4 separate regions of the Homo sapiens genome follow, and regions 1, 2 and 3 are each linked to region 4. A link is a contact called in ENCODE Hi-C or POLR2A ChIA-PET data. All regions are on one chromosome and are shown on one strand. The core of a region is the stretch at or near the end of the contact, and the rest is flanking DNA. Distances in the headings are between cores, read along the strand shown. Region 1 holds the start of FUBP1 (far upstream element binding protein 1). Region 2 holds the start of SRSF11 (serine and arginine rich splicing factor 11). Region 3 holds the start of ANKRD13C (ankyrin repeat domain 13C). Region 4 holds the start of FPGT-TNNI3K (FPGT-TNNI3K readthrough).

Region 1 (7,110 bases), core at 1,103-3,602, 3.8 Mb after region 4:
CGACTTCAAGTGATCTGCCTGCCTCAGCCTCCCAAAGTGCTGGGACTACAGGCGTGAGCCACCGTACCCGGCCTGAAATCCAATTTTTAATTAAAGCATTGCAACACAAGGTCTTCCAGTATCTGGATCCGCTTGTACCTTTCCTTGCCTCGTTTCACGTCCTCCCACCCCCATCTTCTAGCGACTTCACTTCTGGGTCCTTGCCATTCCCTCAAGTCCCCACACCTCTGCGCATGCTGCTTCTTTTCTTCACTGGCCAAACTCTCTTTCATTTTATAATGTCTTGCTCATATATCACCTTTACTTAGGAAATTGGGCATCCCCTCCTAACAAACTCTATAAACACTTATAAAGCAAGTGGATGAATTAAATATCCATATTTTGTCTGCTCTCGTTAAAGTATTAATCAGATAATCCTGTTCATCTGCATTTGGTCAAGGAACTATATCATAGCTTCTTAGTAGGAAACAATTCATGCATTAAAACAAACAAACGAAAAAAAACAAGGCCGGGCGCAGCGGCTCACGCCTGTAATCCCAGCTTTGGGAGGCCAAGACGGGCGGATCACGAGGTCAGGAGTTCGAGACCAGCCTGGCCAGCATGGTGAAACCCTGTCTCTACTGAAAACAAACAAACAAACAAAAAAAACACAAAAAATTAGCCGGGCATGGTGGCGGGCGCCTGTAATCCCAGCTACTCGGGAGGCTGAGGCAGGAGAATTGCTTGAAGCCGGGAGGCAGAGGTTGCAGTGGGACGAGATCGCACCACTGCACTCCAGTCTGGGCGACAGAGGGAGACTCCGTCTCAAACAAAACAAAACAAAACTCCAGTATCTACCTACAGTGTGCGATACCAATTAATCCAATGTGCTGGTTCTGGTAAAATAAAATAGTTGGTTCCAGTAAATAAAATAGTTCCCTTAAGTTTTACAAATCAATCTAATAAAACACGCTAAGAGTGTTTGTCATAGTTATATGCTTGTTGCTAAACATGTTCAGAATTTCTTAAATTACGTGGAAAAAACCGCAGAACTAATATTAATGATGACCTTTTGTTGACTACTCCTAGTATTTCTGGTTATAAAAAAGTACAGGTACATGTTTATAATGCGTTCACATTAGATGTGTTACAACGGATTTTATGAATTCTAATTTTGACTCAATGTTCCTTCAACTGTCCCGGTAAAAAGTTAACTAAGTGAACTCCTAATGCAACGAAAACACAGCACAACACTGGTTTCTAATTATCATTAGCTTAAAACTAGTAAAAAATGCCCAGCACCTAGTACAATATGCATAGTGTCACAGAGAATAGGATTCTTTTGCTTACATGCAAATCTATACCAACACCATACATTTTGAAATGTTAAATATATTAGGGGACTATCTAAGAATGTAAAGTTCAAATTAAGGTATCTTTTATTTTCCTGGAATACACGCACTATTTTAACAGCTTTCGTCTGGGAAAGTGGTGCCTTCAGGGCAAATGCACGCACTACGTAATACAAAGAGGTCTGGTCAGTTTACGACTCTGAACTGAGAGGCAGATTCAAATTGAAACCTCTGGTATAATGGGCCTGAGGCCATTTTGAGAAATAAGGGGGGCGGACTGGTGGAACAGACTGACACGTAAATCCCGCCCAGAAAAAGGCTGCTTTCAAGTCCCTTCCTTGTAGAGGTGTGACGGTGAATGGTACTGAAAGCGGTTTTAATTGCGAGAGAGAACGGAAATGAGCTGTAAAGGCTACTTTAATGATAAATCCCTTCCCTTGCTATGGCTCCAGGACAGACCCTAGTTCTTTCCCAAACTCATTACCAGAACCTTCCATTAAATTGTGTGAAACTAACTGCGCTTTATCCCCTGGAAGAGGATCTTTATCTAAACTAGCTCACTGGAGACACGCGAGTGCCGCAGAAGCGGGAGAAAGACTTCAGGCCTTCTTTGCGTAGCACGCGTCGGGGTTCTAAGTGGATTAGGCACCAAGAACACAAAACTGGGTTCTGGTCTCTAATCGTTATTACCAACATGGGGAAACGTGTCTCTTCACATTTCAGCCCGGAAGAACACCTCTTTCCTCTTCCTCATGCGCTTAAGGGTAGCGGCCTACTCAGTCAGCGGCCAATTACCGTGAGCTTTCGGGATTCCGCCGCGCGGTCCACACTTACCTGCCGGGCTCTCTGCAGTGCATCTTTGAAAGCGTCGTTAACTCCTCCACCACCACCGCCGCCACCACCGCCACCAGCTGAGCCAGAAGAGGGGGGAGGCACTGTTGAATAGTCTGCCATGGTTGCACTATAAGAGCCGCTGCCGCCTGTTCAGAGACTTCCTCTCAGCTAACAGCTAAGAAAGAAAGAAAATGGCGGCCGTCGAAGCTCTATTACATTCTTGCGCGACCATCGTGCCGTAAAGGGGCGGAGACTGAAGGAACAAAATCTCGCGATGTTTCCGAGGCAACGCGCTGGTGTGGGTTAGGGCTGAGAAAGAACGACAGGAACAGAGACGTCGCGAGGATTAAGTTTAAGACTTCGCGAGAACAGAATTTCTTTTGGCACCTCCTCTCCGCGCGTTCTTGGGGTGAGGCTGGGTAATTGTTCCTGCAGGGTGGTGGGTGATAGTGGCCAGTTGACTGCGACTGTGTTTGGGTGGTGGGAAGCCTGAAGAAAAGGTTGTTTCTTACCGGTCGCTGCCTCAGGGAGGTAGTGCGGTAGAATTTTCCGCTATGGGTCATTCTCGGTGTCCGCGGGGAAGGGCGTGACAACGACGGGCGTGACGGCGAAGCAACAGTGTCTCGAGAGCGCTGCCGCCCGGAGGGCGCCAGGAGAAGTGCGTCCGAGACGCCGCGCGGTGATGCTCCTGAAAACGTCTGCCCGGCGTAGCGGGAACCCAGCATGATTTTCAGGGTAGTAAAGTGTCCCTGTATTTTACTTACAGACTGTCCGATTTTTTAGTTTTATCACGAGGGTGGGTGTTGAATTCAGGCTGGAAGCCTGTTAGTTCTCGACCATATTTTAAGTTTTTTGTTTAAAATAATGTGGATGAGGCTCTAAAAGTATGACTGCCCTTTTCTTTATCCAAAAACGTGATTGTTCTTAAAGTTCAGTGTTAGCCAGATTTAATAACCTAGTATATGTATGTGTCCATGGCCATTTTTATTAAGGGTTTTTTTTTGTTTGTTTGTTTGTTTTGAGAGTCTCGCTCTGTTACCCAGGCTGGAGTGCAGTGGCGCGGTCTCGGCTCACTGCATCCTCCGCCTCCTGGGTTCAAGCGATTCTCCTGCCTCAGCCTCCCGAGTAGCTGGGACAACAGGCGCCTGCCACCACGTCTGGGCTAATTTTTTGCGTTTGTAGTAGAGACGGGGTTTCACCGTGTTAGCCAGGATGGTCTCGATCTCGTGACCTCGTGATCCACCCGCCTCGGCCTCCCAGAATGCTAGGATTATAGGCGCGAGGCACTGCGCCCGGCCTGTTAAGGTCTCTTAAGTTAAGAACAGCATTGTTTCTTGACCAAAATAGATTTTGTAGCTTCTTAGGCGTAGTTTCTCCCACCCCATCCTGTGGGTACTCAAATGTAAGATCATATTCTGAATTGTCATCACAGGACTAGGTATATATATATATATATGTGTGTGTGTGTGTGTGTGTGTGTGTGTGTGTGTAAATTGGTATTTTATGTTATGTACTTCAGTTACCAAGTAATGCCAGACATTTCTTCAGACCTTCTCCAACATATCGTGGCATGTAATTTACTGTGTTAATAGTAGTAAGCTCCAGGAATCGTGAGGATACTTTAGAAGTCTTACTCTTTATTATTGAGTATATCACAGTGACTTTTTTTTTCCAAAATTATTTGTTTAAATAACAAACAATGAGGTAAAATGAACTTTCTCGACTTTGTGGCATTTTGTCTTACTTGGTTAGGTCTAAAAAAATACTTTTTCAGCAGCTCTTAAGAGTAATTGTGAGAAATATATATATGCTGCATTCTTTCTGAAAACCTAAAAGTAATGTGTTCATTTGCTTAAGCACCAAAATAGCAGTTAATATGAATGTAGATACAGGTGAGCCATCATTTCCCTTTAATCAGCTTTTAAGGCAGTAGTATCCATTTATAGCTCTGATGATCTTTTTCAGTGTTCATGGCCATCCCTATAAATTTTGGTGGAATTTGCATTTGAAAAATCAGTGCACGTATGGGACTACAGATTTAATCATAATGTATAGAAAAACAGTAAAAGCAGTGTTGGGTGTGCGGCTAGGTAGAAATTTTCCAGTTGTATTTTGAAAATGTCTTGATTTTTTCATATTTTATTAATTAGGCAATACAATCAGATCTTTTGATCAATGTAATTTACCACAGTGCTATAATTTACCCTCAAAACAAATTTATGTATATCTCAATTTATTTTAGTTATCACTGAATATTGAAAATATGTAAGGACCTCAATTTTTTTTTTTTTTTTTTTTACATACTCGCTCTGTTGCCCAGGCTGGAGTGCAGTGGCACGATCTTGGCTCACTGAAACCTCAGCCTCCCAGGTTCAAGAGATTCTCCCACCTCAGCCTCTGGAGTAGCTGGGATCACAGGTGTGCACCACTATGCCTAATTTTTTTTTTTTTTGAGACGGACTCACCCTGTCACCCAGACTGGAGTGCAGTGGCATGATCTCGGCTCACTGTAACCTCTGCCTACTGGCTTCAAGCAGTTCTGCCTCAGCCTCCCGAGTAGCTGGGATGACAGGCACCCACCACTACGCCCAGCTGATTTTTGTATTTTTAGTAGAGACAGTGTTTCACCATGTTGGCCAGGCTGGTCTCGAACTCCTGACCTCATGATCCACCCTCTTTGGCCTCCCAAAGTGCTGGGATTACAGGCATGAGCCACCGCGCCCAGCCACAATAAAATTCTTGATAGCTTAATCTTTTGGAAAAATTAATGCTTGAGACAAAGGTTCTTTGTGAAAATATAAATAAACTGCTTTTTAGGATCTCTTCAGTGAAGCTGGGAGGAATATTTGGGGGGTTGCTAAGGTGTCATTCCAAACTTTTCAGTGTTCTTCAAATCTAATAAAAGAACAAACATCTTTAGTGTATTATACAAAAGGCCTCTTTGAATATTAATGGAGTATTTGTTTGGTCACTCCACACATTCATTGCCAGGATCTGTCCTTTGATTATGATCATGGGAGATATAACAGGGCATCATAGGATATATAGGAAATAGATTATTAATTTTTAGAGAAAAATTTGGAGCTCTCCACCTCTTCTTGTAAGACAACACTCCCAGCTTTCCATTACTTTAGGTAATAATGTTAGATTGAAAGTTTGGGACTCCTGAAAGCATCTGTCTTAAATAACTGGCCTTATCATCCGGTTCTTAAGTGAGTTTAGCTTATTCCATAGCATACATTACAATAATTTATAATAAAGCTGCTATATACAAATATGCACTAATATACTTGTAATTTCCTGTAAATTGATCCTATACTTGTTTCCTAGATGTTTCCAAACAGCTACCTACAAAACTTTGGTTTTACATGTTGCCTCAAAAACAAAATGTCTAAAATTCATATATTTACTGTTCTTATTCTCCCTTTTTTTGTGGTCAAAACATTTATTGTTTCTTTTCCTATTGGATCATATATTTAGATAATCAGTTCTTCTATTACATTTATCTTTTTCATTAACCTTTAGCTAAATAAATCCAGATTAAAAATAGTCTTTTCTCATGAAACTTAACCTGACTAACCAATTGCAGTGACCTTTTATTTATTCAGTGGTTACCCACATTGGCTACAGGGAGCTTTTAAAAAATATGAAAGGTAGGCTGGGCGAGGTGCCTCATGCCGAGGCGGGTGGATCACCTAAGGTCAGAAGTTCAAGACCAGCCTGGCCAACATAGTGAAACATCGGCTCTACTAAAAATACAAAAATTAGCTGGGCATGGTAGCGGACGCCTGTAATCCCAGCTACTCGGGAGGCTGAGGCAGGAGAATTGCCTGAACCCGGGACGGGGAGGTTGCAGTGAGCTGAGATCGCACCACTGTACTCCATCCTGGGTGACACAGCGAGATTCTGTCTCAAAAACGAAAGAAAGAAAGAAAGGTTAGCCCTAACTCCTACTCCCAGAAACTGATTTAATTGGACTATATGTGAATCCGTAAAAGCTTCCTGGGTTAATGTAGGGGTGGGTTGCCCCTCCACACCTGTGGGTGTTTCTCGTAAGGTGGAACGAGAGACTTAGGAAAGAAAAAGACACAAAGACAAAGTATGCTGAACCAGCGTTCAGCATATGGAGGATCCCGCCAGCCTCTGAGTTCCCTTAGTATTTATTGATCATTCGTGGGTGTTTCTCGAAGAGGGGGATGTGTCAGGGTCACAAGACAATTGTGGGGAGAGGGTCAGCAGACACGTGAACAAAGGTCTTTGCATCATAGACAAGGTAAAGGATTAAGTGCTGTGCATTTAGATATGCATACACATAAACATCTCAATGCTTTACAAAGCAGTATTGCTGCCCGCAGGTCCCACCTCCAGCCCTAAGGCGGTTTTTCCCTATCTCAGTAGATGGAACATACAATCGGGTTTTATACCGAGACATTCCATTGCCCAGGGATGGGCAGGAGACAGATGCCTTCCTCTTGTCTCAACTGCAAGAGGCATGCCTTCCTCTTATACTAATCCTCCTCAGCACAGACCCTTTACGGGTGTCGGGCTTGGGGGCGGTCAGGTCTTTCCCTTCCCACGAGGCCATATTTCAGACTATCACATGGGGAGAAACCTTGGACAATACCTGGCTTTCGTAGGCAGAGGTCCCTGCGGCCTTCCACAGTTTTTGTGTCCCTGGGTACTTGAGATTAGGGAGTGGTGATGACTCTTAAGGAGAGTGCTGCCTTCAAGCATCTGTTTAACAAAGCTCATCTTGCACCGCCCTTAATCCATTTAACTCTGAGTTGACACAGCACATGTTTCAGAGAGCACAGGGTTGGGGGTAAGGTTATAGATTAACAGAATCTCAAGGCAGAAGAATTTTTCTTAGTACAGAACAAAATGGAGTCTCCTATGTCTACTTCTTTCTACACAGACACAGTAACAATCTGATCTCTCTTGCTTT
Region 2 (6,705 bases), core at 1,390-3,889, 4.0 Mb before region 4:
CTGGCAGTTACATATGTCTGATTCAAAATGAGAAAATTAATTACCATTCTTTGTATTCACAGATACTTATTTATGAGTGACGTGCAGTTAGTTATACAATCAGCCTCCATAACCATGTGTTCCACATACTTGGGTTTAACCAACCCCCATCAAAAATATTCAAAAAATAAAAAATAATGACATTAAAAATAAAAGGTTTTAGAAATACAGTATAAAAGCTATTTACATAGCATTTACATTGTATTCAGTATTAAAGTTGAGTATCCCTAATCCAAACCAAAATCCAAAATGCTCCAAAATCTGAAACTTTCTGAGCACTAACTGGCACAAGGTAAATGCTCATTGGAGCATTTCAGATTTTAAATGTTAGGATTAGGGATGCTAAATCAGTGAATATAATGCAGATATTCCAAAATCTTTTTTAAAAATCCAAAATCCAAAACACTTATGGTCCCAAGCATTTTAGATAAGGGTTACTCAAGAGTATGAGGGTATGTGCTTACATTATATGCAAATACAGTTGTACCAGTCCTGAGGTGAGTATTCATGGGGAATTGATACCAGGACCCCAGAGGATATCAAAATACACAGATGCTCAAATTCTTTATGTAAAATAGGATAGCGTTTGTATATAATCTGTGCACATCCTCCCAAATATTTTAAATCATCTCTATACTAATAATAATACAATGTAAATGCTGTGTAAATAGTTGTTAGACAAGAAATAAAAAGTCTGTACATGTTTAGACCATCAATTTTTTTCCAAATATTTTCAGTCCCAGGTTGGTTGAATCCACATACATGGAACCCATGGATACAGATCAAATGCTTTATTACACAACACCATTTTACATAGGGGATTTGAGCATCCTCTGGTTCTGGTATTTGTGGGAGGGTCCTGGAACCAATCCCCCACAGATACTGAGGGACAGCTATATGCTTTTCTTTAAAATTCTGAAAAGTCTTGGCTCTAGCTAATGTTAGTTGATTTCTATGAAGGCCATAATTTGTAATTTTGCTGAGGCTCACATTCAGTCAACCCATCCATTTTCTGTATAAGCACTAGTGAAAGTCACTTAGCCAGTTGGCTCTACACCCAAATCTCAATAACCTTGTGCTCTAATCTCTCACATATTGCATCTTGACTGCATTGTGCCAAGAGGTATTCACTAATGTAGATACTCTGTAAGGCTTCAAGTTTGTTTGTTTGTTTTTACCTCCAAAACATCTAAAACTTTTACCTCTAAAAACATTCAAGGTCAAGTGAATTATTTAGTGAACTGTCTTAAATGCCATTGTCATTAAGGTATATTTGTGCGTGTGTCCAGCACATTCATTGGGACTGACTGTGTGACAGACATTGTGCCAGGTTCTGGACTGACCCAGGAAGCTCACAACTTTGAGTGATACATGTCAATAATAAATACATGTATCTTCTGTTACTTAGCAGAAAAGAGGAAGCCCTAACAGCTTGCAGAAGTCATAGCAGTGAGGGAAGGAATGCTCTACAGAAGATGACAGATAAGATGAGTGATGTTATTAATAACTTGTGTATCGGCACAGAGACATTATGGTTTTTGTCATGTTTGGGGCACTACAAGTCACTGGACTACACACTGGATGCAGTTGAGAGAATAGTTCAGATGAGGTTGAAAACAAAAGCAAGGATTTTTTTAATAGTCAAAAGCTTCAAAATTATTTTAAGCAAGAATATGTATGTGAAACAAGTTTTTCTTGAGAAATTGCAGTATTTTCTTTAGAAATATATACTTGAATATATTTAAGTACTATAAACTGTGTTTCCAAAGTCAGCTATTGTGGAATTGGCTGGGTGCAGTGGCTCACGCGCCTGTAATCCCAGAACTTTGGGAGGCCAAGGCGGGTGGATCACCAGAGGTCAGGAGTTGGAGACCAGCCTGGCCAACATGGTGAAACCCCATGTCTACTAAAAATACAAAACTTAGCCTGGCGTCGTGGCAGGCGCCTGTAATCCCAGCTACTCCCGAGGCCTAGGTAGGAGAATGGCTTGAACAGGGGAAGTGGAGGTTGCAGCGAGCCAAGATGGTGCCACTGCACTCCAGCCTGGGCGACAGGGCGACTCTGTCTCAAAAAAAAAAGTCATCCATTGTGAATGAATGTACAAAACGCTTATTAATAAGTGTAATATTAAAATATATCTTTTCTGAAAGTTTTAGTGACAAAACAAATTAGTTACAGATTTAATGTTACCAAAATTCATGTACATTGAAAATTTCGGGACATTTTATACTGGTGGTGGTGGGGTGGCATCTTAGCTTGGGTTTAAATATCATTAGTAATCGGATAGCTCTGTAGATGATTATCAGTATATAAAGACATCGTGAGCAGTATTTAATAAGAAGAGTTGCTGAAGTGACTTTTGCAGGAGGATGAATGCTTTTTTTAAAAAAAAAGTTTATACGTGCCTCTTCGCTCTTCCAAAAAAAAAAGAGAGAAGAAAAAGAAGAATAAAACGAGAGACGAAGGTGGATAACACCTTTCTCTAGACCCCGGTGCCTCTCATTTCTCGGGCTGCAGGCGACGGCTGCTGGGCCTGCGCGGGGTGGAGCCGACGCTGACGCGCCCTGCGCCGCAAAGCATTGTGGGAGCTCGGGCCCGCTAGTGTCGTGGTTGGAGGCGAGGTGGGGCGGCCGTTTGTTTTCTCGTGGTCTCGAGCTCGCGCGCTCTCATCCCCTCCCCCGCGGCGTGCGGCGGGGCGGAGAAACGGCGGCGGCGGCGGCGGCATCGGCAGCAGTAGCAGAGGCTGTAGCATCGGACACCCTCCTCTCTCCCGCAATCCGGTTCCTCTTCCCCCTCCTTCTCACTGTTTGTTGTGTGTTTGATGTGTTAAAGCAGGAGCGAGAACCCGAGCAGCGCCATGAGCAACACTACCGTCGTCCCCAGCACTGCAGGTCCGGGCCCCAGCGGCGGGCCCGGTGGCGGAGGTGGTGGTGGCGGCGGAGGCGGCGGCACCGAGGTAATCCAGGTGACTAATGTCTCCCCGAGCGCTAGCTCTGAGCAGATGCGGACTCTCTTCGGTTTCCTAGGCAAGATCGACGAACTGCGCCTCTTCCCGCCGGAGTGAGTATCGTCCACCATCACTGTTCCTGCTAACGCCGCCTCAGCCTGGGCCTAACACACACAATTTCCTTAGGCCCCTGTCGCTGCTTCCCCGGGCCAGGCTGCTTGAGTGGCTGGTGGCTGGTGGATTTACTTAAGACGGTTGTGTTCCAGGCCTACAAAAAAATGCAGAGAGGCAGGGCCAGGGCTTTTTGGAATTAGGAAACACTGGCTGTTATTCTCGGGAAATTTTTTTTTTCCGCCTTAAATTGTGCCAACGTGGTCGTTTGGCTTTGGGGACTTAACGCAAGACTAACCGCAGTCTGTACGTCGTATATAGGTTAAATCCCTTTTTTAAAAAACTGAGTATTTGTTCTTTGCGTTCTTGGAAGAAAGGTAACAAAATTATTCATGCCTGTGTTAATTTGGTGTTAAACTTTGTAGGTTGTTCACTTATTGTTATTGCTGTTATGTGGTTCTGGCCCAGCAATATAATTCAAAGATCATATTCTTTTTGACAGACGCTTAGTTTAGTGTGAGCCTGATTACTTAATTTGTATAATGTCAAAAAACGGGTTATAAACCAGAGATTTTCCTTTGTTTGAATAATATACAGATTTGTGATATTTCACAGTTGTTCTTGAGAAGGATTTTTATAAATGTTGAAATTTGAATTAGAGTGTATGACTTTTTATCCTTTTTGTCTCACTTTTATTTTGAAAATTATTTCTATCGCAAGAATATTAAGTGGATGAATTGTAAAGAAAAAATAGTTCAAAGAAGCTAAGAAGTAAGATAAAGTGTACTACTAAAACAGACAATTGGAATAATAATAATAGTCTTGTGCTTTTTGGAAGACTTATTGGTGGAGAAGTGACAATTCAAATGTCATTATCAGTAAATATCATATATTGAGAATTTTATGATGTCACTTAAATACTAAACAGGAAATTGGAATCCTCTAAGAATCTACTGTTATGGTACGTGTAACCATTAACTTTCTGCTCAATAAAATAATTGACAAAAGTTTATCATAATGAGATATTTGTTAAGTATTAGCATATTTCATCACTTTCCACTTAAAATACTTTCACAAGATTATTGGTGTTTTCAAATTGGTATGTTTCTAATTTTTAGGGAAATGTACATGTGGAGAGAGGATTTACTTAGTTTGCATGACGTGGAGTTCTGGGAACAAACACGTAAATCTTTATTCCTGTTATTTTGACAGATACTTGATTTGGTAATGAAAGACAAATAGCTTTCATAACATGAACATACAAAAATAGATGCTTTGCTGTTGTTCAGTTTTCTCAAGACTTACTGTTTTAAGCTTGTAAAATTAATGAACAGTAAAATAGCAGAAAATAGTGATACATTGGATGATTTTAATAGTTTTATTAGTGAGATATTTGAGGTATTCGAATTACTACAATTCTTTCCAATCCTACAAGTTAAAAATTTTGTTATGGTTGCTGACTTTTAAATGCTGTTTATTCTCTGAAGGCAGTTTTATGATGCATTTAGAAAAAAGGTAAGAGAGATGTAGGCATTATACTGGTTCATCTTTTACCTAATGCATGACCAGTATACTAGAGGAAGTTGTGATGGACCAGAGTCTTTTTGTTTTGTAATCAAATGAATAGTTCCTTCATAACCAGGACAGCTAGTGTGTGCTTGAGAATGTCTCCCTCAACTATATGATCTGGGATATTCTGCATTAAAAGGACTCCCTTCCCAGTATTGGGAGAAAGAGAGATAAATTGACACATTTTTACTCTGACTCCTTCATTTATCTTCCCACATACAAGATCATTTTGTCTTTTAAAATGTACAAGGTTACAATAAGTTAAATGTTATTAGTGGCCTTCTACATTTGATCAGTAATGTAGATGGCTACTTTTATTTACTTGATGTTGCATTTTGTTTTTTTAACTATAAGTTTCAATACACTAATCTGACTGGCACAAGTTGCATATAGTTCCCAGTGGTCCACAGGGTTCATCATTCCAAAAATATTTATTCATAACATTGAATGGCTCAGATTACATAAAATTCTATCTGTTGTGAACAGGTCACCTGATTGTAACTATTATCTACACAGTTGGCCTTCTTCATCTCTGGGTTCCACATCCATGGATTCAGCCCACTGTGAATTGAAAATATAAGGAGAGAACGTCTGTACTGAACATGTACAGACTTTTTTCTTGTCATTCCCTAAACAGTACAGTATAGCAACTATTTACATTGTATTAGGTATTATAAGTAATCACGAGATTTAAAGTATGCAAGAGGATGTGCACAGGTAATATGCCATGATTTTATTTTTCCTCCACCTCTTCCCCCTCCCTGCATCATGTTATATAAGAGACTTGAGCATCTGTGGATTTTGTTATCTGCAGGGAGTCCTGAAACCATGGATACTGAGGGAAAACTATATGATTTCCCCCAAGAAGGCAGTGACATGCACCTGTAACTCTTTTTCCCCTAGACATATCTGTGACATGCTTAACTACTTTTATTTTTCCGATGTCACCTTAATCAGAGAAAACTTCCCAGACCACCCTATGTAAAATAAAGCACCTCTGCTGCTGCTTTATTCTCCTTAACACTACTTTTTTTCTATAGCACCTGTCACCAGTTGACAGGTTAAGTTTAACAACTTCTCTCCTGTAGAATATGAGGTGCTTTAAAATACATGTATGACTGAACCTCACCCACACCTACTGAAGCTCTTCATTTCGGTTCTGAATGCCTATTTTGGGGAAACATTTCTGGGATTATGACAGACATTTCAATGACAACCTGCTCTAGGAGGTTTCCTGCATTGTCATTGTTAAGTCCATCTATTTATTCCTTCTTTTAAACCAGAATTTCTGGCCTGTAATTTTACTGAGAAATAGAAATACTATCTTTACAATAGGTGATATTCTAACTGTCTCTACAGCATGATGGCTTTGCAGGTATTTGAAAGTTGAACCCCACATATACTCTTTGTTAAACTGTTATTTTGATTCTGGTTGTTTCTGAAATGCGTACTGGAAATGCAGCATTGTTTGAATATCTATTGTGTGTGAGTTGCTTTCTAAATGTACCTTAATCCTTACAAACCTGGAGGAAAAAAATGTTTTTGACCCTGTTTTACAAGTTCGTGAACTGAAATTTACATAGGTATTTTTTGTATGCCCAAGCCATACTGCCAATGTCAGAACTAGAACTTGAACCCAAGTTGTGACTCTCCTTTACCACTTGATCAGGAGTTTGCTGATTTAGCCAAGTAACTTGTAAGATCTTCACATGCTTTCTTTTAGTGGGATTGCCCAGCAAAGTGCTTATCAGGTGATGATCCCAGTGAAGTATGTCACAGTTATGCAGTAACTTAAGGCTGCTGTAATACGGAGATACATTGAAGTTCATTAGTAACTTTTCAGTGACCCAAAATGGATACTTTAATGGTTATATAAGTATAAATTAGTATATTAGGTAAGGGAAAGAGTTTAGTGCACCTTTAAAGAAAAAATGGTTTTAATTGATGCACCATTTTATTGTATATTTCTTTACATAGTGAGAAGGGGGCACATGAGGTCAGCAGTCAAGTTTTCAGGTTAATGTCGTCTTTGTCACACA
Region 3 (6,855 bases), core at 4,072-6,571, 3.8 Mb before region 4:
CAACATATACATGATTTTATAGCTGTTACTGTACTTAAACATACCTCAAGAAATATGTTTGGACCCAGAATACAATACTTCACAAAATAATTGATGACTCAAAAAAAAAAAAAATTCCTACTCAACCAATATTTTACCACAAAAGTAAAAGCTCTATCCTTTCTTCTATTCAATTTAAGTCAGTAACTTGCAAATGCACACACACACCAAAAATTTTACCAAATCAGTGATAGTTTAAACTGAAATAGCTTATGAACTGAACTAAATAGTGACCAAATCAGGATTCAACAAGTTCTCCAGGTACAATAAAGGACCAAAACTAACAAAATAAAATGTAATAGCTCTAAAGTCCTGCGTTGAGGTTAAAAAAATAAATAAATACAAGAAGGGATAGAATGGAAAGACAGCAGATCACTTGAGAAAAAAACATAATTAAAAAATTAACATACTCTTGGCCGGGCATGGTGGCTCATGCCTGTAATCCCAGCACTTTTGTAGGCTGAGGTGGGCAGATCACTTGAGGTCAGGCGTTCCAGACCAGCCTGGCCAACACGGTGAAACCCTGTCTCTACTAAAAATACAAAAATACAAAAATTAGCCGGTGTGGTGGTGCATGCCTGTAGTCCTAGCTTCTCAGGAGGCTGAGACAGGAGAATTGCTTGAACCCAGGAGATAGAGGTTGCAGTGAGCCAAGATTGCACCACTGCACTCCAACCTGGGTGACAGAGTGAGATTCCATCACAAAAAATAATAAATTAATTAACATACTCTTGCACTGCATAACTAAGTATATGCTGCTTTACAGCAATATAGTCTCCCTGTTGTCTTTGCTCACAAGGCTAATATATCTCCAGCAATAAGGTTAGTTCTGGGCACCATCTTCTAAGGGAAGAATTAACAAACAAGTTCTACTAAACGATGATGATGAAGATTTTCATTTACTTATTTAACACACATATAGTATTCACTATGTTTCAGGGACTATTCTAAATACTTCACAAACAATGTGATGAGGAATGGATACAAAAGTTAGGAATATTTAACCTGAAGGTAATCTTGCCAAATATCTAAAGGGCTATCATGTGGACAAAGTAGCCCATTTATTTGGGCCGTTATATAAAAAAGAAATAACAAACAAGGCTAAGAGATCTGGGCTCCACAGAAAAACCTGAGCTGTCCAATGGTAGAATCTCTTTACAAGACTCTTGTACGGAACAAATGAGAAAAAAATATATTTAAAAAATACATTAAAGAACTTTGCTATAAAACACCAAACGCACATTATGAGAATTGACTTCCTTGCAATATAGAGGGTCCTAATCAATAGAAATACTTACAAAGAGGTTCATGATATGCTTTGGAGTCCTTGCTATGATTTATAGCTTTGAGATTTATACTATATAACTTTAGTGACGTTTCCTTGCCTCTCTAGGCTTATTTTTCTTATTTTTAAAATGAGTGTAAAACTATCTGCTTTGGACTTGGCACGGTGGCTCACGCCTGTAATCCCAGCACTTTGGAAGGTTGAGGTGAGTGGATTACCTGAGGCCAGGAGTTTGAGATAGGCCTGGACAACACGGTGAAACCCAGTCTCTACTTAAAATACAAAAATTAGCCAGGCATGGTGGCACACGCCTGTGGTCCCAGCTACTCAGGAGGCTGAGGCAGAAGCATCACTTGAACCCGGGAGGCAGAGACTACAGCAAGAGCAGATCATTCCACTGCACTCCTTTGCAGGGCTGCTGTGAGGATTAAATGTTACAATGTATGTAAACACTTAGCACCCTGCTGACCCACTGGATAAATTGTGTCTATAATAAGGACAATAATCATCACTGTCATCATCATGTTGTGAAAGGAATCCTTACGGTGAACATAAAACTATGTAATACATGGTATAATTGTCTGGCTCTGCTATGTACCTGTATGAGTGTCTTATTCTGCTATGCATTTATGTTAAAGCAATCCAAAGAGAATATACATCATTTATTTATTTATTTTATTTTATTTATTTATTGAGACGGAGTCTCACTCTGTTACCCAGGCTGGAGTGCAACGGTGCGATCTTGGCTCACTGCAACCTCAGCCTCCCAGGTTCAAGCGATCCTCCTGCCTCAGCTTCCCAAATAGCTGGGATTACAAGCATGCACCACCATGCCAGGCTAATTTTCATATTTTCAGTAGAGACGGGGTTTCACTATGTTGGTCAGGCTGGTCTTGAACTCCTGACCTCAGGTAATCCACCCACCTCGGCCTCTCAAACTGCTGGGATTACAGGTGTGAGCCACCGCACCTGGCCAAGCTTGCTGTTGTTTAAGTGATTTTATAAGTATTTATCTTCTATAATTTTAAAGCAAAAATATCCTAAAAATCTAAAAGCATCCAGGTTAGTAAAATGTCAAGACTAAAAGTAATAATGTATCAGAAAAATCTATGAGGCTATGGGAGAAAAAATGACTAAATAAGAAGCACATTAAATTGAAGCCACAGTTCCTAGGACACCTCACTGTAGGAGATGAGCATGTACACATTGCAGGGGGGAAAGCAATTATATTTACCCCAGGTATGTGAACCACCGGTTACATTAATCAGAAACATCAATGATATAAGGTCAGCTAAACACAATAAAAACCTTCCTTTAAAAAAGTGAATTTCAAGGCCAGGCGCGGTGGCTCAGGCCTGTAATCCCAGCACTCTGGGAGGCCGAGGCGGGCAGATCACGAGGTCAGGAGATGGAGACCATCCCGGCTCACACAGTGAAACCCCGTCTCTACTAAAATTACAAAAAAATTAGCCTGGCGCGGTGGTGGGCGCCTGTACTACCAGCTACTCAGGAGGCTGAGGCAGGAGAATGGCGTGAACCCGGGAGGCGGAGCTTGCAGTGAGCGGAGATTGCACCACTGCACTCCAGCCTGGGCGACAGAGCAAGACTCCGTCTCAAAAAAAAAAAAAAAAAAAAAAAAGTTAATTTCAGTGGGCTAAGGACAAGAGTTTAAGAGTATACAGGATTCTAATTACTTTGAACAGAATTTGAACTTAAACAAATGTACTCCTAAATGTTGGGTTGAAGAAGACATGGAAGCCCAACAATCCTGTAATTCAATAGCTTCAGTGATATTCATCCATCTCTTCTTTCAAAGGGAGTTAACTCTCAAACCTTTTATCTGTTTCAGGGATATTTCAAGGTAATGTAACTATGGCTACTATGTAAACCAAATTTGAAAAACTTCCTCATAATAGACTAATAAACTGAAGCTACAACCCATCTCCCACTAACAACTGTTTTCCAAAGGGCTAGCATAGAATTACCATCATCAACAAACAACATTATCCTTGTACTATAATAGTAAAATGATTAAGTAATTTAAATGTAGGAAAGAAAAACTGGCTGCAACTTTAACATACTTTTTTGGGGATTTATGATAAATGATAGGTGGTGATTTTATTACAATTACAACATTGTAAATTCTGAAAACAAATGCAGTTGTTAGATAATTATACAGCCAAGAGAAATCTTACTCGTTTTTTTTATCTGAATTTTTGTCCTAAAAAGCCTACGATCCAATGGAATTAAGTGAGCTTATTTCACAGGCAAATATTTCATTGATACGTATATCATTTTGAGCACAAAGTTGGTTCAGTGTGTTCTAACTGAATGTATACAATTTTCATATTAATAGCAGAGCGATCAACAATATTTGCCAACTACCCAGTTTAAAACGGCTATTAAATGTTAAAATGTCAGTGTTCACATTAGTCTTCAATAATAAATTTACTGTTGCTTAAAAGTCAACTCAGTCACATTATTTTTTAGAATTAAACAAAAAATTCAGCTGACAAGGCAAAAAGAAATGGTCAATATTGACTAAGATAAAATTACCATAAAAATCATAATACTATTTTTAGTCACAGTCATCAAGATGAGACATTACTATTAGCAATTATCTACTTAAAACAAGCAAAAAATCAAATCTCTACTCAAACAAAAATCGGCTGTTGAGAAGTCACTTTAACTGTTCTACGTATCAAATACCAACAAATTTCTACTGTGTGGCTTTCAGAAATCTAACATTCTAAGTTTACTGAAAGCAGACAAAAAAGAAACAACCTGGTGGCAGGCAAAATCACAACCAGTTGCAGTCAAGATGGGATCTGTATGTGAGCAATGAAGGGAGGAGGGCAATTTATGCGTTCAAAATTTAAAATGCCAAGGTAGGGGGAAGAGAGAGAAATAAAGATATATAGCTCCATAAACAAAGGGAGAAAACCATGTTGGGTGGGAGGCAACCTAAAATTTCTGACAGTCCAGAATCAGCAAATCGAAGGCCTGTCTCAAACAAAACAGCTTCTCACGACAAACTTTGAAGTGGGCAAGGAGGATACATTCCTTTGCACCCACAAGAACCAACCCCTTGACCACTGGCACGCTATTACTGAGTCGATCATGATTTACCGAACGGCCCGGATGATGGGCAAAAAGAAGAGTCTGCTGGAGGGGGCCTAGGATTCCAGAAGCCTGGGGAGGCACACCCTAGGCTCGGGGAAGGAGAGAGGTGGAGAGGGGCTAGCACTCCTCACCGTGATTATCTTTCTGCCCGATATTGTGCGTGCGGATGAGAGAGGAGAGTCTCCTCACATCCCCCTTGAAGACGCACTCGTGCACCGGGTAGTGTGCGGGGCAACTGCCTCCATCCGCGACGACAGCAACGGGGTTGGTGCCGGCCAGAAGGGCCGGGGACTGGGAGTTGGCAGTCACGGAGGAATTGTGCAGCGGCAGAGCCGGGGCGCCGGGGGGATTGGAGGAGGCCGGAGCTGCCTTCAGCTGTAGCCGGTGGTGATGGTTACTGAAGATCTTATGACAAGCTTTGCCGCCCTTGCCAATCCTGCTTCTGGTAAAGGTACCGCCGAGGGCAGCCGCCGCTTCCTCATCCCCGGGCTCCAGCAGGTCCCCTTCTTCTTTGCTGGGCTTGTGGTCCCTCCGCAGTGAGCGGATCTTCTCCCCGGTCATCGCCGCCGCCAGGGGCAAGGGGGGGAATCGGGAGGCTCACCGCTGGCGACGGAGCTGGCGCTGCGGCGGCACAAGGCGATTAGAGCGGTGGCCAAGAGCCTCCAGCGCAGCATGAACTCCCACTGAGCCCCCGAGCCTGGGACAAACGCATCTCCCGGGGAAGAGCCGGCTCTCGCCTAGGCACGAAGGGACGCGCGCTCGCTGGGGGAAGCTAGAACTCAGGTGCCCACGACACCAGGATCTCAGTCTCGCCGTCGCAGCCGCCGTCGCTGCCTTACACCGAAAAACAGGGCACGGCCATCTTCCTCTTGCTCCTCTCGCGAGAGCTCCCCCAGGAGTGAAGAGAGAGAAAACACCGCGATAAGTGAGCCACCCGCTCCCTCCCTCGCACCTTCTATTCCCAGAATCACTAGGCGCCGGCGCCTCCGAGGCAGTGTGTTTCCGCCCAGAGCTGGAGTCTCCCAGCTGCCAGCCGACCCCGAACCCGCACTCCCGCCAACCGCGCTTTTTGTGGGCGGTCGGAAACCACAGCCTCCGTTGGATATGTTCGGTGCATGTTATAAACAACCACTTAAACCCTCCGGATCTGAGCCTCCCGCAGAGGAATGCAGAATGACGCCACGGCACGCAGGATGTGATGTCACCGAGATGCAGAGGATACTCAGTCAACCAACATTTACTGAGCATCTACTTCGTGCCGTATGTACGAAGCTAGCAAATATGTACAGCACCAGTACTGATTGCAGGGAGCACTGTAGAAGAGGAATGAAGGCCAAACAATTAAAAGCGGAGGCGGGGAGGTGGGTTGCACACAAAAAAGGGAGGGACGAATTTTAGTGTTGAGTTGTCAGGAAAGTCATAGAAGAGTTTAGGTGCTGACTTTGGAAAATGATGGGCTGTCCAGCAATCGGAAAGAGGGGAGGCCACTCAAATATTTATTAGATGAATGAATTTCGGGCAGATGTCAGAGTTAACATATATGAGGGTGGGGACACTCAAGGAGGGCAAAGAATCGTGTAACTGAAATATAATTGTATTAGTTCATGGCCAACCTCAACCTAGTGTCAAACTCTGAAGAAACGTAAATCTGCCAACCATAAAACTTTAACAAAGTAACTAAAGCTGGCCACTGAGGACGTAAGGAGGGGGCTTAGCAAAACATCCTAAAGATCTTCACCCATTTAACTCTCCAAAGTCCCCCTATGTTCTGAGAGCAAATACTTCAGATCTCTCTCTCTTTTTTTTGTTTTTTTGTTTTTTTGACAGAGTCTCTGTAGTCCAGGCTAGAGTGCAGTGGTGCAATCTCGGCTCACTGCGACCTCCACCTCCCAGGTCCAAGCGATTCTCCTGCCTCAGCCTCCAGAGTAGCTGGGATTATAGGCCTGCGCCACCACACCAAGCTAATTGTTGTATTTTTAGTAGAGACGGGGTTTCACCGTGTTGGCCAGGCTGGTCTTGAACCCCTGACCTCAGTGATCCGCCAGCCTCAGCCTCCCAAAGTGCTGGGATTACAGGCATGAGCCACTGCGCCCGGCCAGATCTCTTCTTTCTTAAAGTTTATACTACTGCTAACTCATCTCCGCAAACAAACAACTCGATGGGCCTCTCTTAATCCTCCCCAGTCACTCAACTTTTCACCTCCAATTTTCTTCTCAGTCTGTTCAGATAAATCTGTTTCTTCCTCTTCTTTCTTTTTCGGTGGAGTGGAGAGTTCCGTTTATGTTAAAACATTACCCAATCAACAGTTCAAAGCATCCTCTTGAGACAGCAGTAGAGACTGAAAAAATACATGCAATAATGTTTGCTTCTTCCACAATAGCCAATATTTATTGTTAACGCTAAGCCAG
Region 4 (7,365 bases), core at 4,448-6,947:
TGTGATATGAACACTAAAATAATTTAGTCTTATAAGCAGTCTTCCCCATACACTATATTAATTTACATTCATTTTCTCTATTAATATTCACCTCTGCCAACAATATGTATTTGCCAGTATATAAACAACCTTAATATTTTTAAAAATTACAAAACAGAACATAATAATACTGGTTATTGCTATTAAAAGGAAAGATTAACATGAGTAATAAATTACAGAAAAAACTAGTATTCTATATTCAGAATATAACGTATGTGTCAGTTATTTATATTATTCAGCTACATATTCTGTCGAACTTTCCAATCATTATGGAAAAGTGGGGATTTTTCATATTTTGTTTTAACTACCACATGCAGCATTTCAATTTTGTTTCTCATTATTTATTTATGTTGTACATCTGAAAACTGGAATAACTCAAATGACCAGGCCCCAGAGCATGTCCCCTGAATCATATCATTGCAGCTATGGGCCCATATGATTCTACTGCCTACCAAGGGAAGCTAAAAACCACTACAATTGATATATCCTCCTCTACCAAGTTGGAAGCCCTTTACCACTTGTTGCAAATTTAAAATATGCACATAGAGGAGGAATCTAGTCACTTTCATTCATTTTAGACTTTGATAATTTTATAACTATTTTGTGAAATGTATATACACATTTGTAAATTATCAAGTTCAAATAATAATATAATGTTCAAAGGCAAATTAAGTATAGCAACACGTTACAGAACGTATCAAGTCTCCAACCACAGTTTCAAAGAAATTCTGCAGTTAAAAATAAATCAGTACCATTATCAGCAAACCTTTCCTTAGTTTGTATCAACTAAAGTACCAATTTAAAAATTATCCTACATTTTAATTGCACTATATAAACCATGTCTATAAAATAAAATGCACATCAGTTATATCTCATCTTCACACCCAACTTTGATGGCAAACACATTAAGTGTAACTATACAAGGTTATAACTCATGAATATTTAAATTAAATATTAAGAAGTAAAAACTATTTATTTTGTATATTTATTTCTTTTCCAAATGTGATACATAATAAATATTGGGAAAAAAGTTTTCAAAGAAAGTCTTTGCTGAGTGTACTAATTACCTTTAGACTTAACACTTATTCACTGAAGCTTTCAGATACTTGGAAGACAGATCATCATTATTTTAAGTAATATATTAAAATATTAGATTTGATGGTCTACATGAAAGTAATTTATTTTATAAGCATGAACTATAATATTAGATGGAAATCTGAATACTAGACTCCAGAATTATCACAACAGCTGTTATCTGCATATAAAATCAAATCATAAAAAAAGAATAAAAAGTCTTAGTTTTTAGAAAATCTAATTGTAAGGATTCTAATCAGTAACATTTTATACATATTGTGATTACAAACTATTTTTAGTTTAGAATGTCTGCAACATATTAAGTGCATCTCTATTAACAAAATAAAGAAATTATATTTTTTAAATACTTTTTATTTGGATAACAGATTTGTTAAGTAACGACTGTTTTAATAAAGAATTGCCATGGGCCGGTGCAGTGACTCATGCCTGCATAATCCCAGAACTTTGAGAGGCCAAGGCAAGAGAATGCTTGAGTCCAGGAGTGAGCTATGATCTGCCATTGCACTCCAGCATGGGTGAAAGGTTGTCTCTAAAAATAAAAATCCTGTCTCTAAAAATATAAAAGAATTGCCATAATTTTATATCACAGAAAAAATATATTTTAAAAGTTAAGAAGGGGAGAGTCTAGTAGAACAGTCAGACTAGTACATGTGTCCTGGAAAATGAACACAGAATATAGTGCATTTATAACTTAATATAAATAACCTTGGTAGCACAAAACATTATATTTTCATGGCATATTCTATATGTTTTCAAATGACATGAAAAGTCATTCAGAACAAGGAATCAGAATTCATTTGTAATTATAACTTTTTTTCTTTAAATATATTGGCTTTTTGAATTTTAGAAGGTTATATACTTCTGTTCAGAAAAAAAGCTTTTGTGAGACCTCATTTTTCAATTTTTATTTTTATTCCAACTTGGAGACTGCAAAAGCATAAGCCTGAAAAAACTAAAAGGTGGTGAGCCAGAAGATGGATATTAAACAGCCAAAATTAATAAAAACATTCACAGAAAATAATCTGCACAGAAATCACAACCTCTTAATAAAGAAATTAGCACGACAAATATTTCTTCTAGCCCAAAACATTCCTTGGTTAGCTTTCATAGAACAGATTTTGGATCTCCTAAAATTAAGCCATTAATACCTTTTTCTTAAGTGTCATAAATATTGTATTACATTAATTAAAATTTAATTCTTGACTCTACTAATTTATATTCTTCAACCACTTGCCCTCTCCCTATCCCTTTCCCCTCCCCGAAACCTCATCCTGGTATTTGGACAAAGTAGATTATGATTACACTACTGGGGAACTCCATTTGGAAAAAAAATCTACAAAAATACTAAGGGAGGAAGTATAATAAAAGTTCAGGGGTGGGAGAATGTTTCTCTGCACTACAGAAAGTTGAGGGGTGTGAGGGTTCCTCCAACAGGGCATAGTGAGAAAAAAAATATTTAAGAAATAAATTGAGAACAGGCTAGCTGAGTAAATAAATCGAAATAAAACAAACTGCAAAAAGACAATTTTTGCTTTCGTTGCATGTCAGGAAGGGTAACAGGAGGAAACAGTGGTTAAACAGAGCCATGAAGCACAAGGACTGGAAACAAGTACAGCCCTAGCTTGGCCTGACCACAGCATGCACTACGAGCTCCACAGTATATAATCCAGGACCCTATTCATTTGGCTTCAACTTCCTCATATAAAGAAGGGGGGAAAATTAAAACATTCTTCTCTATAATTTCCACACAACAGTCATAGTTATATGCCTGTAGTAATAAAAAAACAGTGTAACTGGCATTAACTGTAAATGGGTTGGAAGACATTTTAATGGGGGGATGAAAATGTTCTAAACCTGTACCTCAATAAAGTTGCTTTAAAAAATCTATCTCATTCTTCCTTATGGCAGCTCTTCAGATACTCTCTACTCTCCTCCTGGAAATAAAAAGCCCAAATGCCTCCACAGAATATAATTTTTCAATTTATTATAGTCTAGTATGTTCAACATCTTTTTAAAAATGTGGAATCCAAAACTAAACAGATTATTTCCTGTGTGTTTGATTTGTGCAGAATTAATGGGCTTACAGCTTGGCTGGATTGATATATTTTACTCTGGTAAAATGACATTCTGATAAATACCTGGAAAAACTCTGTGGCGAATTCTCTAGTATAATAATACTCTGGTAGCTTAAGATGTTAAACAGTCATATCACACTGTTTTATTATAGTGAATATGAACTTAAATAAAATCCCTAAACTTTTTTTGCCTCCAACAATCAACTGCCACGGAAATTTACTCCTACTCATATATATAGTATTTTTTAATTTTTTTTTTACTAAAAATTAATATTAATGAAAATTTGAGAAAAGAAAGAAAACAGAAGCCATAGCTGATAATATGGTATATTTATTTCCAGCAAATTTTGATTGCATGATATAGTCATATTGAGAAAAAATAATATCCAATTTCTATGGCCATCCTTCCCAGATCCAAGAAATACTCTAATATTCTGTATGATACCGTCCTAGATCCAATAAATACTCTATTTAATATTCTGTATGATAGAATCTAACACATCACTCTGTTTGTCTCCTCACAATTGTTACCACTGGATTTTTTATTTGGTTACTTCTTCCTTCTTTATTTCACCTTATTAGAATATACAGACCCCAAACATATAGGCTCTGCTGACCTTCACTCCCTTGGGACCTCACTTAGTTCCACAGTTAAAATTAATTCTATCTTCTTGCTGACAATTCCCAAAATTGTATCTCTAGCCCAGACCTCTCTCCTGAATTCTAGACTCGTATGTATAATGCATACAGACACATACACACACAAACTTCCATTACATATTCACTGCATACACATGTCTCTTTATTCCACATGTCCAAAATCAAATTCTGGACCCTATTACCCCAAAAACCTTCCTCAGTCGGAAACTTACCCATCTTAATTGATGGCCAATCCATCCCAAGGCAGTCATTTTGACTCCTCTTTTTCTCTTACAGTCCACACCCATTAATTCCATCAGCACATTTTATTGTTTTTGTCTTAAAAATATATCCAGAATCTGACCAACTTCTCACCATTCCCACTGCTACCATCCTGGTCAAGCCTTCACCAGCTCTCACCTGCAATATTGCAGTAACCTCCAAAGAAGTCTCCCTGCTTCTATCATTGCCTCATCCCCCATTATAATCTATTCTCCTATCTCCGAGTGATCTCTTTAAACATAAGCCAAGTCACTTCAAAACCCTGCAATGGCTTTGTTTCCCTCAAGAGTAAAAACCAAAATTCTTCCTATGGCCCTTTGTTCTCTCTCTGACCTTCTCTCGCTACTTTCTCCTTTGGTTACTTTCACTCAAGTCTCTGTATTTTCTAAATGTTCTTCAATAAGATACTGTTTTTTTAATTAATGAAGTTTTAAATGTAAAACTATGAAAGAGTAATCTAATCTGCCATTTTATCCAAATGTTTCCACTATTAGAACACGATTGTATAACAAGTCTGAGAAGAAAAACTAAGTAAATTTATGACAAGAGTTTATGGTGCCCTGAATGTCTACGTACCTAATGAAGACGTTGATACAGAGAAATCGTCTCAAAAAATCAAACGGTATGGTGAAATACCACAAGTTCTGGGTTTGGGATTGAAATATATTTCTTAAATCTTTTATTACTTACTAATTGTGATACCTTGACTAACTCACTATTCTCTGATTCAGTTTTCTTCTGTGTAAAGATGAAGTGGTCTGTAAAACCAAGAAACCTCGTGTTCTATAACAGGAACACCTTTATATAGCTACCCAAAAAAACACCTAAAAAGGCTGACTTATTCCTAAGAGTGTTATTGAACATTCTAGATTAATCTGCATATACAAAAGAATGCCAGAGAAGAAACCAAAATACCAAAAATATTTGGAGCCTGGTTGCGGACTGAATTTTATACAACTTTCAAAGACACTATTTGAGAGGCTGTCGTGTGTAGCCTACTAAGAAAAAACAGAGGGGTGGGGTGGCTCACTCTCTAGGAACCACAAACTTAAGGTTCCTAGAAAGAGCAGAGATTTTAAATATTCAGACTGTGTATGTATCATGACCCAGGGTTGGGGGCAGATGGCCCGGGGTGGCGGGGGAAAGGAGAGATGGCGGAGATCTTCTATCAGGCTATCCTGGGGAACTGCTCCAGGCTGAAACAAACCACCAGTTAGGACGAACCGCCTTTGATGTGAAAGCTGGGAAGCTAGAATGTAGTTTCGCCTTATCCTTAGCGGGTCGGTTCTAACAATTTTGTCACCCAAACTGAACCACTCACCGGGTCAACTGGGCTGCAAGCCCTTATGAGTTGGAGACAAGTGGCCCAGCCCCAACACAGTCAGACAAATCGCTGGGCGGCCATCTGCTCCTGAGACCGTTGCTAGAGAAACAAGACAACATCCAAGTTCTCCACATCATGGTTTTCCGGGCGCCAGCCAAGGCGCTCCGGGGGCGTGGTTACGTGGGCGACGCACGGAGGGGGCGGGTCAGAAACAACCGGGCGGAGGCGCACCCCAGGGCGCATGCGTGCTGTGCGGCGCGGTCTCAGGGAAGGTGGGGCTATGGCAGCTGCTAGGGACCCTCCGGAAGTATCGCTGCGAGAAGCCACCCAGCGAAAATTGCGGAGGTTTTCCGAGCTAAGAGGTACCAGAGAAGGCACCGGAGTTCTCCTGGGCAATGCAGAGGGAGGGTGCTTTTACGTGCCAGGAGGTTTGCTGGACTGTCACTTCCCGTTTACTTCTCATCTGTAGGCCTATGACGCTCCCCAGGAGTAGCTAGCTAATAATCCTTTTGAGTTTTTTATTCTTTTCACTGTCCCTGCTTGACATGCTTGTTGCTTACTTTATTCTTAGTAGTATAGATATTAAAAATGAGGGCGGAGGAAGAAGAAGAAAATCTTACTAGTGAAGTTATGCATTGATTAGCTCATTAATAAAAGTTGCTTTAAATAAATCTAAAAGATACGAAGCACAGTATTTTGAACTTTATGAGTAGATGCCAGCCCCCTATCTACTTCACGCTTTACATTACGTTCATCTACTTCTGTAATGTAACCGTTTGTTGAGGGAGTAACAGAACATGGAGGAATTATGGATTAAAAATTAAAAGGAAGAAATTTGTTATCAAAAAATTGGCTATGACACTTAATCCCTGTACACCTGTCTAATAAAAGTGATTATATTTGTGTTGCAGTGACTGCTTAAAAAATACTGGGACTAATTCTTGGATAACAGTAAAACTTTCAGGACTATTAGATTCTAGCTGACAAGTTCTGTTTGTTAACTAATTAAAATGCTAAATCATTTTGTTTATCAATAAAGAGATTCCAACTGTCTACTAAAAGTGCACACTGTCTTTTAAAGATGTCATCAGAGAGTTGGGACCTTCTGTTATCCAGAATTTTATGTTATATTCTAACAGCCTATGTAAGTTTGCATGGTTCATCTTAAAGTAATAGAAAATAAAGTACCCACATTTATAAACAGCAACATTGAGGGAAGGGATCTTTGGGTTGTGTCTTTCTTAGTCACCTAACACCAAGTGTCCGTGATACATAAGAATTGATTTGCAAAGCTGGAGATTTGTTTATGTTTATCTCCTCTTCTTATTGAAGAATTGAGGCAATAGTCTTTGGCAAGTTAAAAGTCGCTCTCTTAATCAAGAAACATTATGTCATTCAGAATTTATAATTAAATTGGATTGCAAACCATAAAAGGAGGGAGTGATCTAAAAGAAAAAAAAGGAACTTGTGAACAGTCTTCATTATAACTATTTTGAATCGTATTAATGCACCACTAATTATTCCCTAACTTTCAAAAGCCAAAGATACATTTTGGAAGATGATAATGGATATTACCTTCTTTATCATCTTTCTCAATAGGCAAACCTGTGGCAACTAGAAAATTCTGATAATTTTTGTTTTCATTTCCTTGCTTTTTCCAAATAGGCAAACTTGTAGCACGTGGAGAATTCTGGGACATAGTTGCAATAACAGCGGCTGATGAAAAACAGGAACTTGCTTACAACCAACAGCTGTCAGAAAAGCTGAAAAGAAAGGAGTTACCCCTTGGAGTTCAATATCACGTTTTTGTGGATCCTGCTGGAGCCAAAATTGGTACGCGCTTTATGGTCAGTTTTATAATATAGGTCCTAAGCAGAATAATCATTGAAGAAAAGGTTTCTGTGACTTACA

What was found. A loop is a pair of places that touch in the nucleus more often than their neighbours do. ChIA-PET counts read pairs that join two places held with the same protein, here RNA polymerase II (POLR2A). Pooled maps may share reads with other maps.
Region 1: a loop to region 4 is called in a map of CD4-positive, alpha-beta memory T cell, with 18 times the contacts of the local background. The contact joins the promoter of FUBP1 here to the promoter of FPGT-TNNI3K in region 4. A Hi-C loop is called at or near these places in 2 of 168 maps with a recorded cell type or tissue (CD4-positive, alpha-beta memory T cell and naive thymus-derived CD4-positive, alpha-beta T cell) and 7 of 50 pooled maps.
Region 2: a pooled map shows a loop between it and region 4 (14-fold over the local background). The contact joins the promoter of SRSF11 here to the promoter of FPGT-TNNI3K in region 4. A Hi-C loop is called at or near these places in 8 of 50 pooled maps.
Region 3: a loop to region 4 is called in a map of ascending aorta, with 5 times the contacts of the local background. The contact joins the promoter of ANKRD13C here to the promoter of FPGT-TNNI3K in region 4. A Hi-C loop is called at or near these places in 2 of 168 maps with a recorded cell type or tissue (ascending aorta and naive thymus-derived CD4-positive, alpha-beta T cell), 1 of 37 single-sample maps with no recorded cell type and 8 of 50 pooled maps. POLR2A ChIA-PET finds 5 or more read pairs at or near these places in 1 of 52 experiments (T-cell).

What each region holds. Positions count from the first base shown.
Region 1 is chr1:77,976,720-77,983,829 of GRCh38, forward strand. It overlaps FUBP1 (far upstream element binding protein 1), which reads right to left and starts at 2,353. Exons shown (of 20, transcript NM_003902.5): 1 at 2,166-2,353. The coding sequence starts at 2,285. It also overlaps a transcript of DNAJB4 not described here. RefSeq lists enhancers at 1,917-1,966, 2,037-2,086, 2,097-2,156, 2,167-2,296, 2,607-2,756 and 1 more.
Region 2 is chr1:70,218,741-70,225,445 of GRCh38, forward strand. SRSF11 (serine and arginine rich splicing factor 11) reads left to right here and starts at 2,640. Exons shown (of 12, transcript NM_001350605.2): 1 at 2,640-3,099. The coding sequence starts at 2,897. RefSeq lists an enhancer at 2,534-3,079 and a silencer at 2,975-3,024.
Region 3 is chr1:70,349,401-70,356,255 of GRCh38, forward strand. ANKRD13C (ankyrin repeat domain 13C) reads right to left here and starts at 5,322. Exons shown (of 13, transcript NM_030816.5): 1 at 4,579-5,322. The coding sequence starts at 5,008. It overlaps ANKRD13C-DT (ANKRD13C divergent transcript), which reads left to right and starts at 5,411. Exons shown (of 4, transcript NR_168352.1): 1 at 5,411-5,808. RefSeq lists enhancers at 3,729-4,928, 4,188-5,106, 5,062-5,111, 5,107-6,024, 5,152-5,211 and 3 more.
Region 4 is chr1:74,192,545-74,199,909 of GRCh38, forward strand. It overlaps FPGT-TNNI3K (FPGT-TNNI3K readthrough), which reads left to right and starts at 5,698. Exons shown (of 27, transcript NM_001112808.3): 1 at 5,698-5,816; 2 at 7,120-7,287. The coding sequence starts at 5,735. It overlaps LRRIQ3 (leucine rich repeats and IQ motif containing 3), which reads right to left and starts at 5,632. Exons shown (of 8, transcript NM_001105659.2): 1 at 5,452-5,632. It overlaps FPGT (fucose-1-phosphate guanylyltransferase), which reads left to right and starts at 5,698. Exons shown (of 4, transcript NM_003838.5): 1 at 5,698-5,816; 2 at 7,120-7,287. The coding sequence starts at 5,735. RefSeq lists a silencer at 5,536-5,635.